2 separate regions of the Homo sapiens genome follow, and region 1 is linked to region 2. Evidence: chromatin loops called from intact Hi-C (ENCODE). Cell type or tissue: mammary epithelial cell. All regions are shown on one strand. Links, peaks and the distances in the headings refer to the core of each region. The heading gives the core; the rest is flanking DNA.

The links. A loop is a pair of places that touch in the nucleus more often than their neighbours do. Peaks named below come from ENCODE experiments on the same cell type or tissue, not always from the same donor. Only the 100,000 strongest peaks of a DNase experiment are listed, where the experiment ranks them.
Region 1: it touches region 2 in a loop (6-fold over the local background); 7 of 110 quality-filtered maps call a loop at or near these places.

The regions. Positions count from the first base shown.
Region 1 is chr6:158,516,036-158,521,409 of GRCh38, forward strand. It overlaps the pseudogene CACYBPP3. Among named protein-coding and RNA genes, the nearest start is that of TMEM181, 41 kb to the right of the region's middle. In mammary epithelial cell, for the core only: a CTCF peak has its summit at 2,698 (motif pointing left); DNase peaks (open chromatin) are centred at 2,336 and 2,636; H3K4me3 peaks cover 397 bases; H3K27ac peaks cover 506 bases.
Region 2 is chr6:158,602,244-158,607,617 of GRCh38, forward strand. It overlaps TMEM181 (transmembrane protein 181), which reads left to right. Exons shown (of 17, transcript NM_001376852.1): 7 at 3,024-3,104; 8 at 5,001-5,100. Among named protein-coding and RNA genes, the nearest start is that of MIR7161, 4.8 kb to the right of the region's middle. In mammary epithelial cell, for the core only: a CTCF peak has its summit at 3,228; a DNase peak (open chromatin) is centred at 3,208.

The DNA.
Region 1 (5,374 bases), core at 288-5,287, 86 kb before region 2:
AACACCGCAGCTGGCTTTTCGCTGTCAAGGAGTTCTGCTTTCCTCTGTGATTTCTGCCGCATCCTGTTCATTTCTGTCTCAGTCTTGGATTTTTCAGCTGGAAGGGCATCACGCACCGTTTTCCTAGTTGCCTTTTCCAGCAACACCTTTTACCTCTTCTGGATCTTTCTATAGCTCTTCCAAGCTGAGGCCATGGCCGGCCTGGGTCAGGCCAAAGGCGCCAGCGGCAGCCGCTCAGGGGAGGGAACACGAAAGGAAACTCTCCAGGAAGCCAGCGCGCTCGACCTGAGCGCAGGCCCCGCGGCTGCGGGCTAAGTGCAAGGGTCCTCAGCCTGCGCGCGCACCTGTCCTGAGCGTGCACCCGCCCTGCGCGCACCCGCTGTAAGCGCGATCCCGGCCGCCGCCACGCAGCACGAGCGCTCCGAGGGACTTTTGAATGGAGACGGAGTCTTGCTCTGTCGCCAGGCTGGAGTGCAATGGCCCGATCTCGGCTCATTGCAACCTCCGCCTCCCGGGTTCAAGTGATTCTCCTGCCTCAGCCTCCCGAGTAGCTGGGACAACAGGCATAAGCCACCACTCTCGGCTAATTTTTGTATTTTTAGTAGAGACGGGGTTTCACCATGTTGGTCAGGCTGATTTCGAACTCCTGACCTCATGGTACGCCCGCTTCGGCCTCCCAAAGTGCTGGGATTACAAGCGTGAGCCACCACGCCCGGCCCGAGCCTGGTACTTTTTAAAAAATCCTCAGTACCTGTAGAGACACAGCTGAACATCATCTCATTAGCCAAGGTTTTCTCTCAACTAAATGGCAAGAACGGATGGCTTTCCTTTCTTTCCATTTGGATATCTGTAGTCTCCAAAAATAAGGCAAAGGTAAAGATGACACCCAGAGCCAACTCCATGTAACAGCAGGTTCGCAAACCACAGTATAGCTTGTTCTGACAGCAGGAAGACCCCACAAGCCCTTCTCAGGGAAGGTGACGGGGTTCAGGACACACACCCCAGAATGTGGCACCTTGGCATTTGAGAAAACAGCAGAAGCAGGAAGTTCACTCTCACCTTCCCCACATCCCCTGGCCCCTGCAGCAGGCCCAAGACCCTTGTTCCACAGGTGCCCTCCCTGCCCCCAGAGGAGAGGAATGTCTCCATCTCTGAAGACACAGGGGTACAGAGAAGAACCTGCACAAACGGGCACTGCGGAGTCCCCCAGCTTATTCCCAAGGGATCACACCCCTTTGTCCCACTGTCCCTCACACCTGTCGACTTCTTCATCAGACTTAGCAGCGTAAAAATACACAGGTGTCGGCCAGACACAGTGGCTCACGCCTGAAATCCCAGCACTTTGGGAGGCCGAGGTGGGCGGATCACTTGAGGTCAGGAGTTTGACACCAGCCTGGCCAACATGGTGAAACCCCATCTCTACTAAAAATACAAAAATTAGCTGTAATCCCAGCTACTCAGGAGGCTGAGGCAGGAGAATCGCTGGAACCCGGGAGGCAGAGGTTGCAGTGAGCTGAGATCGTCCCACTGCACTCCAGCCTGGGCAACAGAGTGAGACTCCATCTCAAAACAGACAAACAAAAAAACAGGTGTCTGTGTCTTTGGGTCCTCATTTCTGAAGGTTCCCATGTCATGTAAAACTTGCATCACTTAACAATGAGAGATGTCCTGAGAAATGTGTCACTAGGCTGTTTTGTCACTGTGGGAACCTCACAGAGTGCACTTACACAGACCTAGAGGCATGACCTGCGGCACACTTGGTCTCTGTGGGGCCGCTGATTGCTTCCGGACTGCAAACCCGCACAGCATGTCACTGTGTTGAACACTGCAGGCAACTGAAACACAATGGGAGGTATTTTTGTATCTAAACATAGAAAAGGGACAACTAAAATCCAGTGTTATAGTCATACGGGATCACCATTGCATATTCAGTCTGTTGTTGACTGAAGCATCTTTATGAGGTGCATGGCTGTATTAAATAAAATTTGTATGGTTTTCTCTTGTTAATGGGGGCCCTGGTCATGACCCTAGTGATGGATGAGGAAAAGAAATGTTTCCTCCCCTGCAAAGGTTTGGTCCCAGTTAAAAGATGGGGAAATCTCAGATAGAAAATCGTAAGTGACTTTCCTCTCATCCAGGCAGTGTGTGTTGAAAAAGAGTCAGGAGCAAATCTCAGAGCCATGAGGCCGCAGCCCCTCTTTGAGAATCGCTCCTTGAAGCATCCTGAACCACAGAGAACAAGCGCCGGCTCCCCAGGGAGCAGAAGCCAGCACCTCAGATAGAAGCCTCCCCTCCAGGGAAATGAGTCACAGACGAGCCCGGGTGAGGCTGCGCGGCTGCGCCTGCCCCGACCTTTGCTTTTAACTTCCTTTCTCCTTTGCAGTCACCTTCCCATGAGGGAGATGATACTCCGAAGATGGGTTCATTTTGTCCAGACTTTGTCCAGGTTCCCGAAGATGATCTGGAGGATCATTTTATTGTATGTTTATGGAAATAAACAAAACCAGTGCCAGTGAGCCTCGCAATAGAAGGTGGTGAGTATAAAATGTAAACGGCACCCTGATCAGCACTCAGCCTTCTTCGTGTTCACACTGAAACTATCCAGCCTGCCAGGTCCTTGCTGCTGGGTAAACAGCATCTCCCCAATTCCCCGTGCAGTGCTCTCTGTTGTTTGGGCTCCGTCCCCTCTGGTGCCCTCTTCAGGAGAACAATACTTTCAGCTGAAGGTTATAAATTGGCAAACAAGTGGAGTGGTGTGTTGGTAAATAGCTAACAACCAGCTCTCCAGAAACACACAAACTTGGAATGAATAAATATACCTTACATGAGCATTATAAATTGTATTGCTATATAGGATGTGTAGTACACAATTACAATAACAAAATACACAATATTTTTCTTATAACTCCATATAGCCAGACTTAATAGCTAATGCTTTTGTTGATTTTTGCCAAATGTTTGTCTTGCAGCCAACCTAAGATTGTAATTGGTAAACAAATGTAGCCTCAACATGAATGTTGGTTATTTTCATTTACATTTTTGAGCAAGACAAAAGTGAAACAACGAAAATGTGTCTTCAGTGAAACACCATAAACATATGTTAGAACTTTACTCATACATTAATGACATAAGCCATTTCTTTGCTAAATGGGATAATAGTTTTTGAAGATCAGATCTCGATTCTTTTGTGCTGTTTACAATGTGATGGTGCAGATATGACACATTTTTAATTTAAATTGCATTATGAACACTGCCTTCATCACATTCTTAAGTCTAGAGCCTAGACTAAAACAATGAAATGAAATCAACCCTGATTTGTGGCTTTTGCTGATTTCCATGGTATAAATATTCCCACCAGACTCACTGAAGGAGGAGTTGGAAAGAGATGTGCCTTAAGTAGCAATTTAATTTTATATAATGACTGTATTTAAAAATTGGCTCTCAAGATTCCTGGAAATGTCACCCTCAGCTGTCACGAGGCAGGGAGAGCCGCCTGCAGCACCTCCCGGCTGTGTGTGGTGTGTGCTGGGGGGCAGCATAAGCCCAGACTCTGATTGGAGGGCTACACAGCATTGCTGAGTCTAGGCAGGCTGAGGCACTCAGCTAGAGATTTCAGGACACAGATTTTTTTTGGTGGTTCTTTCATTAATCAGCAAATATTTATGGAGTGTCTAATGCATGCCAATCACTGCGATGCCTGGAGGAGATGGGTAGCTACGCAGAGTGGACAACAGCCCTGCCCTGCAGAGGGTATGGTCCCAGCTGGTTCTCTACCTCCAAGACTGCTGAGTCCCTGTCTCCCAGACCAACTCATCCTCTCCACCCAGTGTGTGGTGTTCTGGGGCCCCTGCGGAAGGGTGCGCAGCTGTTCCAGATGACAGGGAGCTGCCCTGGACCCCTCGCTCTCCTTCCTCCTGTTCCACAGTAGCCACTACCAAGTCCCAGCCACTTCTCCTGCAAGAGCTCCTCCTCTCCCTCTGCTGCCTGACCTGGGCCAGCACTCACTCTCACTTCTGCCTCTTCAGCAGCCTCCTGCGGACTTCTAGCTCCCTCTTCCCCCAGGCCACTCTCCATTCAGCAACTAGGCTGATTTTTAAGATTAAAAAACCTGTGTTTTTTGTTTTGTTTTGTTTTGTTTTTGAGACAGGGTCTCACTCTGTCACCCATGCTGGAGTGCAGTGGTGTGATCACAGCTTACTGCAGCCTTGACCAACCTCCTGGGCTCAAGAGATCCTCCCACCTTAGCCTCCCAAATAGCTGGTACTATAGGTATGCACCACCATGCCCAGCTAATTTTTGTATTTTTCTGTAGAGACAGGGTCTCTTATGTTGCCCAGGCTGGTCTTGAACTCCTGAGCTCAAGCAATCCACCCACCTTAGCCTCCCAAAGTGCTGGGATTATGGGCATGAGCCAGCACAACTGGCCAGATCAAATTTAATGAACATAAAAAACGAAAATACATTCAAGAGGGTCCATGATGTCAAAGTTAGTTCTTGGAAAAGATTGATTTGACAAATATCTGGCATGATGTAGGAAGAAAAAAAGAAAGCACAAAAGTATGATATGAGGAATAGAAGTGGAATCTAACTTCAGAGAGAGATCTTTTTAAGAGAAAGAAAATAAGAAGACTATGCACAATTGTATGCTGTAGATTTGAAAACTTGGAAATGTAGTCATCAGTAGAAAATCTTCCTGCAAAGAAAATTTCAAGCCAAATGGTTTTACTTATTAGTACCATCAACTTTCAAGGAACTTGTTCCTCTACTCTTATACAAACACTTTCAGAAAATTAAAAAGAGGAAACACTTCTCCCTCACTATAAGGGCAAAGTGTTATAATATTCAAAATAACATATCAATATGACACTGACACCCAAACAAGACAAGGACCAATCACAAAGGAAATACAGGCCATCTCACTGAAGTGATCACACCACTGCACTCCAGCATGGGTGACAGAGTAAGACCCTGACAGCCTGGCCAACATGGTGAAACCCCATTTCTACTAAAAATATAAAAATTAGCCGAGAGTGATGGCACACGCCTGTAATCCCAGCTACTCAGGAGGCTGAGGCAGGATAATCACTTGAACTCAGAAGGCGGAGGTTGCAGTGAACAGAGATTGCGCCACTGCACTCCAGCCTGGGTGACAGAGCAAGACTCCGTCTCAAAAGAAAGAAAGAAAGAAAGAAATGCCTGGCATAGGCCGGGTACAGCAGCTCACACCTGTCAGCCCACCACTTTGGGAGGCCAAGGTGGACCTATCACTTGAGCCCAGGAGTTCAAGACCAGCCTGGGCATCATGGCGAAACCCCATCTCTACAAAAAAATATGAAAATTAGCCTGGCATGGTGTCATGCACCTGTAGTCCTAG
Region 2 (5,374 bases), core at 142-5,141:
GATATTCTAGTATAAATGTAACAGAAATTGTTTATTCATTCACCTGTTGATGGACATTTGAATTACTTCCAGTTTGGGGCTGTCACAAAGAAAGCAGCGATGAACATCTGTGTATAAAGCTTTGTGTGGACATATGCTTTCATTTCTCTTGGATAAATGCTAGAAATGGAATGGTTGGGCCATGTGGTTAAGAAACTCACAAACTGTTCTGCAGAGTGGTTGTGTTACTTTATGTTACACCAGTAGCGTGTGAGGGTTTCAGTTACTTCATATCCCGTCAATGCTCGGTACGGTCAGTCTTTTGAATTTTGGCTGTTCTAATCGGTGTATAATGGTATTTAATGGTTTTACATTGCAGTTTTAATTTATGTACTTTTTTTTTTTTGAGATGGGACCTTGCTCTGTCGCCTAGGCTAGAGTGCAGTGAGATGATCATGGCTCACTGACCCTGGCCTCCTGAGTAGCTGTGAATACAGGCGCACGCCACCATGCTGGCTAATTTTTTTATTTTTTATTTTTGTAGAGACAGGATCTTGCTCTGTTGACCAGGCTCACCTCAAACTCCTGGCCTCAAACTAGCCTCCCACCTCAGCCTCCCAAAGTGTTGGGATTACAGGTGTGAGCCACTGCACCTGGCCTAATTTACATACTTTGAAAATGTTGGTCACTGTCTTCCGGCTTGCATTTTTCTGACAAGAAATCTGATGTCCACCTTATCTTTGTCCTTATCTTCGTCTAATGTAATAATGTTCTTCCCTCTCCCCACCCCCTTTTAAGATTTTTCTCTCACGGTGCTTCTTGTACTTTTCCTCGTTTCTTGTGCTTGGCCATTGAGCTTCTTGGATTTGTGAGTTGATAGTTTTCATCAAATCGGAAACATTTTGGCCATTATCTCTTCAAATACTTTTTTTGTCCTTCTGGTCCCCTGACCTCCCAAATTCAGGAACCCCAAATTAGGCCAGTAGGCCAGTGGTCCCCAGCCTTTTTGGCATCGGGGACTGGTTTTGTGGAAGACAATTTTTCCATGGACCAGGGTTGGTTGGGGATGATTTGGGGACGACTCAAGGGCATTTCATTTATCATTAGATTCTCGTAAGGAGCGTGCAGCCTAGATCCCTCGCCTGCACAGTTGACAGCAGGTTCGTGCTTCTGTGAGAATCTAATGCCCTGGCCGACCTGAAGAGCTCAGGCGGTAATGCTCGCTGGCCCACTGCTCATCTGCTGCTGTATGGCCCGGTTGCTGACAGGCCACGTGGCCAGTATTGGTCTGTGGCCTGGGGACCCCTGTATTAGGCCACTTGAAGTTGTCCAAAGCTTCCCGATGCTATGTTGATTTTTTTTCAGGTTTTTTTTTTTTTTTTTTTAGTTTTATTTTAGATAGCTTCTATTGCTGTGCCTTCACATTTACCAATCTCTGTCGTGTCTAATCTGTTGATCATCTTCCAAGTCTTTATTTAACACAAAAATCTTTCATCTAGCTGCTTTATTTCCTTATCTGCTAATTTTGTCATCTGTGATTTCTGGGCCAGTTTTGATTCGTTGTTTTTTTCCTCATATGGTTTGTATTTTCCTGCTTTTTGGTGTGTCTGGTACTTTTGGTTCAATGCCAGACATTATTGATTGCTAGGTTTTATATCTTATAAATATCCCTGAGCTTTGTTCTGGGACGTTGTTAATTTCCTTGGAAATGGTTTGATCTTTTCTGGCCTTGCTTTTCAACATTGCTAGGTGGGGCCAAAGCAGCATGAAGTCTTGAGGCTTATTTTTTCCTAACGCTGAGGCAAAAGCATTCAGCATATGCTACCCAATGCCCTTTGATGGTGAGTTTCTTCTCTGTCTTGTGGGTGCCAGGCACTGGCTTTTTGGGAGGTTCGTTCTCTCTCTGTACAGCTCTCCTTTCCAGCACTCTGTCCTGTGGATTCGGGCCAGCCCTGTCTCCCTGGACTCCCAGCCGTGGCTCTGCCTGGGTTCCCCTCCATGATGTGGGGCCACCAGGGGCACCCCTTGTTGTTTCCCATCAGTCAGAGGTTACTACCCTTCATTGCTTCCTCAGGTCCAGTGTCTTAAATCATCCTTGTGCATGCGTGCATGCGTGTGTGTGTGTGTGTGCGTGATGTTTTAGGTAAATCTGTAACTCTATTTGTACTGAAGTGGATTTTTTAAATTGCTCAGATGACTTTAATTCAATGCATCAGAATGATGGGGCTCTCTGGCCCTGTGAGCACAGTGTTCTGGGGTCTGGTTATGGACCTGGCTCGTGCTTAGGTTGGTGGTGGCTAGCCTCTGCTCTGCTGTCAGCAGCAGTGCCCCTGTCCTCGGCTCCATCAGTGCACACTTGGCACACGTGGGACTGTCCAGTCAGCATGAGAACGGACTCCTTCAACTGCAGCTCACTCTTCTGCTTTCACATTCATACTTAAAGGTTTTACTTAAACTTTGTAACAACATTCTAGTTGCACTTTTACATCTTTTAAAACTTTCTTTTGATGGAAAGTATGACTATTTCTAATAAAGAGATTGACAAGCTTGATTTTTGATGTGAGATATAAGATCCGAATGCTTTTATGATTATAAAATAATTTGTCGGATTTATCCATGTAACAACATTTGAAATTATTTTTCGCTCTTGGTAATTAAGATTTTTTTATGTCTGTGTCCTTTGATAAAAAAGTAAACTGTACTAAATGTTAAAATTTTGGAACATGTAGGATGTTCCAAAATTTTAACCTGCATGGTGGCAGGCACCTGTAATCCCAGCTACTCAGGAGGCTGAGGTAGGAGAAGTGATTGAACCTGGGAGGCGGAGGTTGCAGTGAGCGAAGATTGCGCCACTTCACTCCGGCCTGGGCGATAGAGCGAGACTCCATATCCAAAAAAAAAAAAAAAAAGTGTGTGTGTGTGTGTGTGTGTGTGTGTATGTGTATATATTGTCTCATCTAGAGATAACTATTAGTAATCTGGTGTATTTTCTCTTAGATGCATATATATTTTTTTCAAATTGTTTTCTCCACTTTCTATTTTAGTGGAAGACTTATAACCCTGCCTTCTCCCGGTTGGAAATCTGGTTCCGGTTTTTCTTTGTGGTGCTCACCTTCATCGTCACTGTGAGTACCATTCGCCTGATGGACCGCAGCAGATCCCAGCCAGGAAGAAGCTGGTTTATGCAGTTAGGATCTTCGGTGCAAGCCACATGGAGATTGATCTGAACTCAGATGCTCCATCCAGTGGGCTGTGCTGATATTACAACTCTGTGTGTCTGCCGAGATGCTGCCGTGCAAGAAAAAATGATGTGGTATCATGTATTCAGGATTTCTGTAGAGTGCACGTCCGTGACTTTTAAGTAAATGTTGATCATGTGCGGTGAAAAGTGCCATTTCACCTGTGTGGAAGGAAGCTGCCTTACTTGAATGAGCTTCTCTGAGTGCAGATGCAGCATGCTCTTGGGTTTTTATATTTTATATTTTTATAGTTGTGCCAGTCCTTTGCGTTTTTGGGCATTTTCAGGAATAAGGCCAAAGAGAAGTGTTTTGGAAATGCAGGCATTGGGCTCGTTTGGGATCTGAGGTTTGTGTCCACAAACCCACATGACTTTGGGGGAAATGCTTACCCTGAGAAGCCCAAGGGAGCCCCCCCAGAGCCCCAGTCTGCAAAGATAAGAATTGGTAAATTGGAGGAAGGGAAAGTGTGCTTCATTTAGTGATCTGTTGCCGCCCGAAGTGTGGCGTTCTGCCTGCATCAGCTGCTTGTCCTTGTGCGGGATGGTGGGGAGGTGACATTTAGGAAATGTGTCCACCCAGGAACACTTGGTATTTTTCAGAGTAACTGTGCATGGAAGGACACAGGCGCGTGCACATGTGAGGGGGTGCTCTGCTGGAGCGAAGGGCGTGGGCGCTAGAGCCACAGGGAGCTGGAGGGAAGGGCGTGGGCGCTAGAGCCACAGGGAGCTGGAGGGAGGGGCGTGGGCGCTAGAGCCACAGGGAGCTGGAGGGAAGGGCGTGGGCGCTAGAGCCACAGGGAGCTGGAGGGAAGGGCGTGGGCGCTAGAGCCACAGGGAGCTGCAGGTTGTGGTGCTTACGCCCAGCCCAGGGCCTCCAGGATCTCAGGGCTCCCGCAGTGAGCTTCATAAATGAAAGTAGAAAGCTGTTATTTGTGTCTGGGCAGCCAGAAACACTTGCTTCTTCTCAAAGGCTCTCTGATGCCCTGAGATTCTCCTGCCACACTCTGGAGTCCAAAGAGCTATTTATTACTCAGGGCCCCAAGTATGTTCTTAAAAAGAGGGAAGATGGTCCCTAGGCAAGGAAACCCACATTGCCTAGAAAACTGTTGGCTTATATCAGATTATACGAAAACAATCAACAACAAAACCCTGGCCTAAAAATTATGTTATATAATGTTTTAAAGCAGTTTAAAGAAACTTATTCCATGGGCCTAACACACCTTCTTCAGGGAGGTGTTTGAAAAGAAACGCATCCTCTGACCTTTGTTACAAGACTCCTACATTCTCTTGGCTTTTCATGGGCAAGCCCTGGCACCATCTTGGAAGCTGCTGCCATCTGTAGCAGTTGCGCTGCCGGGAACATGAGGCTCCTGTCACACCCACAGATGTGGCCTGTGTCCTGGGTGGGTTCGTCTGAGTGCTGGCTCTCTGGAGCAGGCCCAGTGGAAGTGGGCCTTGTTTTCCTCGCCGTGGTGGTGAGAGGGTGGGTCCTCTTTCCTTTTGCAGGGATTACGTTCCTTCTCCTTTCCTGCTCCTGTGAGGACAGCTCGGAACCTGTCTTAGCTGTGGCTTCTCTGCAGAAAGTAACAACCTTGTCTTGGTTGTCACTGATGGCCTCCAGGACACAGTAGGCAATTCAGCCAGGGCTTAAGGCAGCGACTCTTAGTGGGGCACCTAGACCATTGATTAGAGAAGACAACCTGGTATGCCGGCAAGGTGTGAGCAAAGGCTGCAGGCAAGGTGTGAGCAAAGGCAGTAACTGGAGGCCTGATTTGGTTTGCAGTGCCTGTTTGCGCATTCCCTCCGGAAATTTTCCATGAGAGACTGGGGCATCGAGCAGAAGTGGATGTCTGTTCTCCTGCCTCTGCTGCTACTTTACAATGGTGGGTAGTTCCATTTTTACTTAGGAACTTTTCCCTTTAAAATGTAAAGCTGGAGGCCAGGTGCAGGGTTGTGCCTGTCATCCCAGCACTTTGAGAGGCTGGGGCAGGAGGACTGCTTGAAGCCAGGAGTTTAACACCAGCCTGGGTAACATAGCAAGACTCTACAAAAAATAAAATTTAGCTGGGCATGGTGGTGCGTGCCTGTGGTCCCAACTGCTTGGGAGGCTGAGGTGGGTGGATTGCTTGAGCCCAGGAGTCTGAGGCTGCAGTGAGT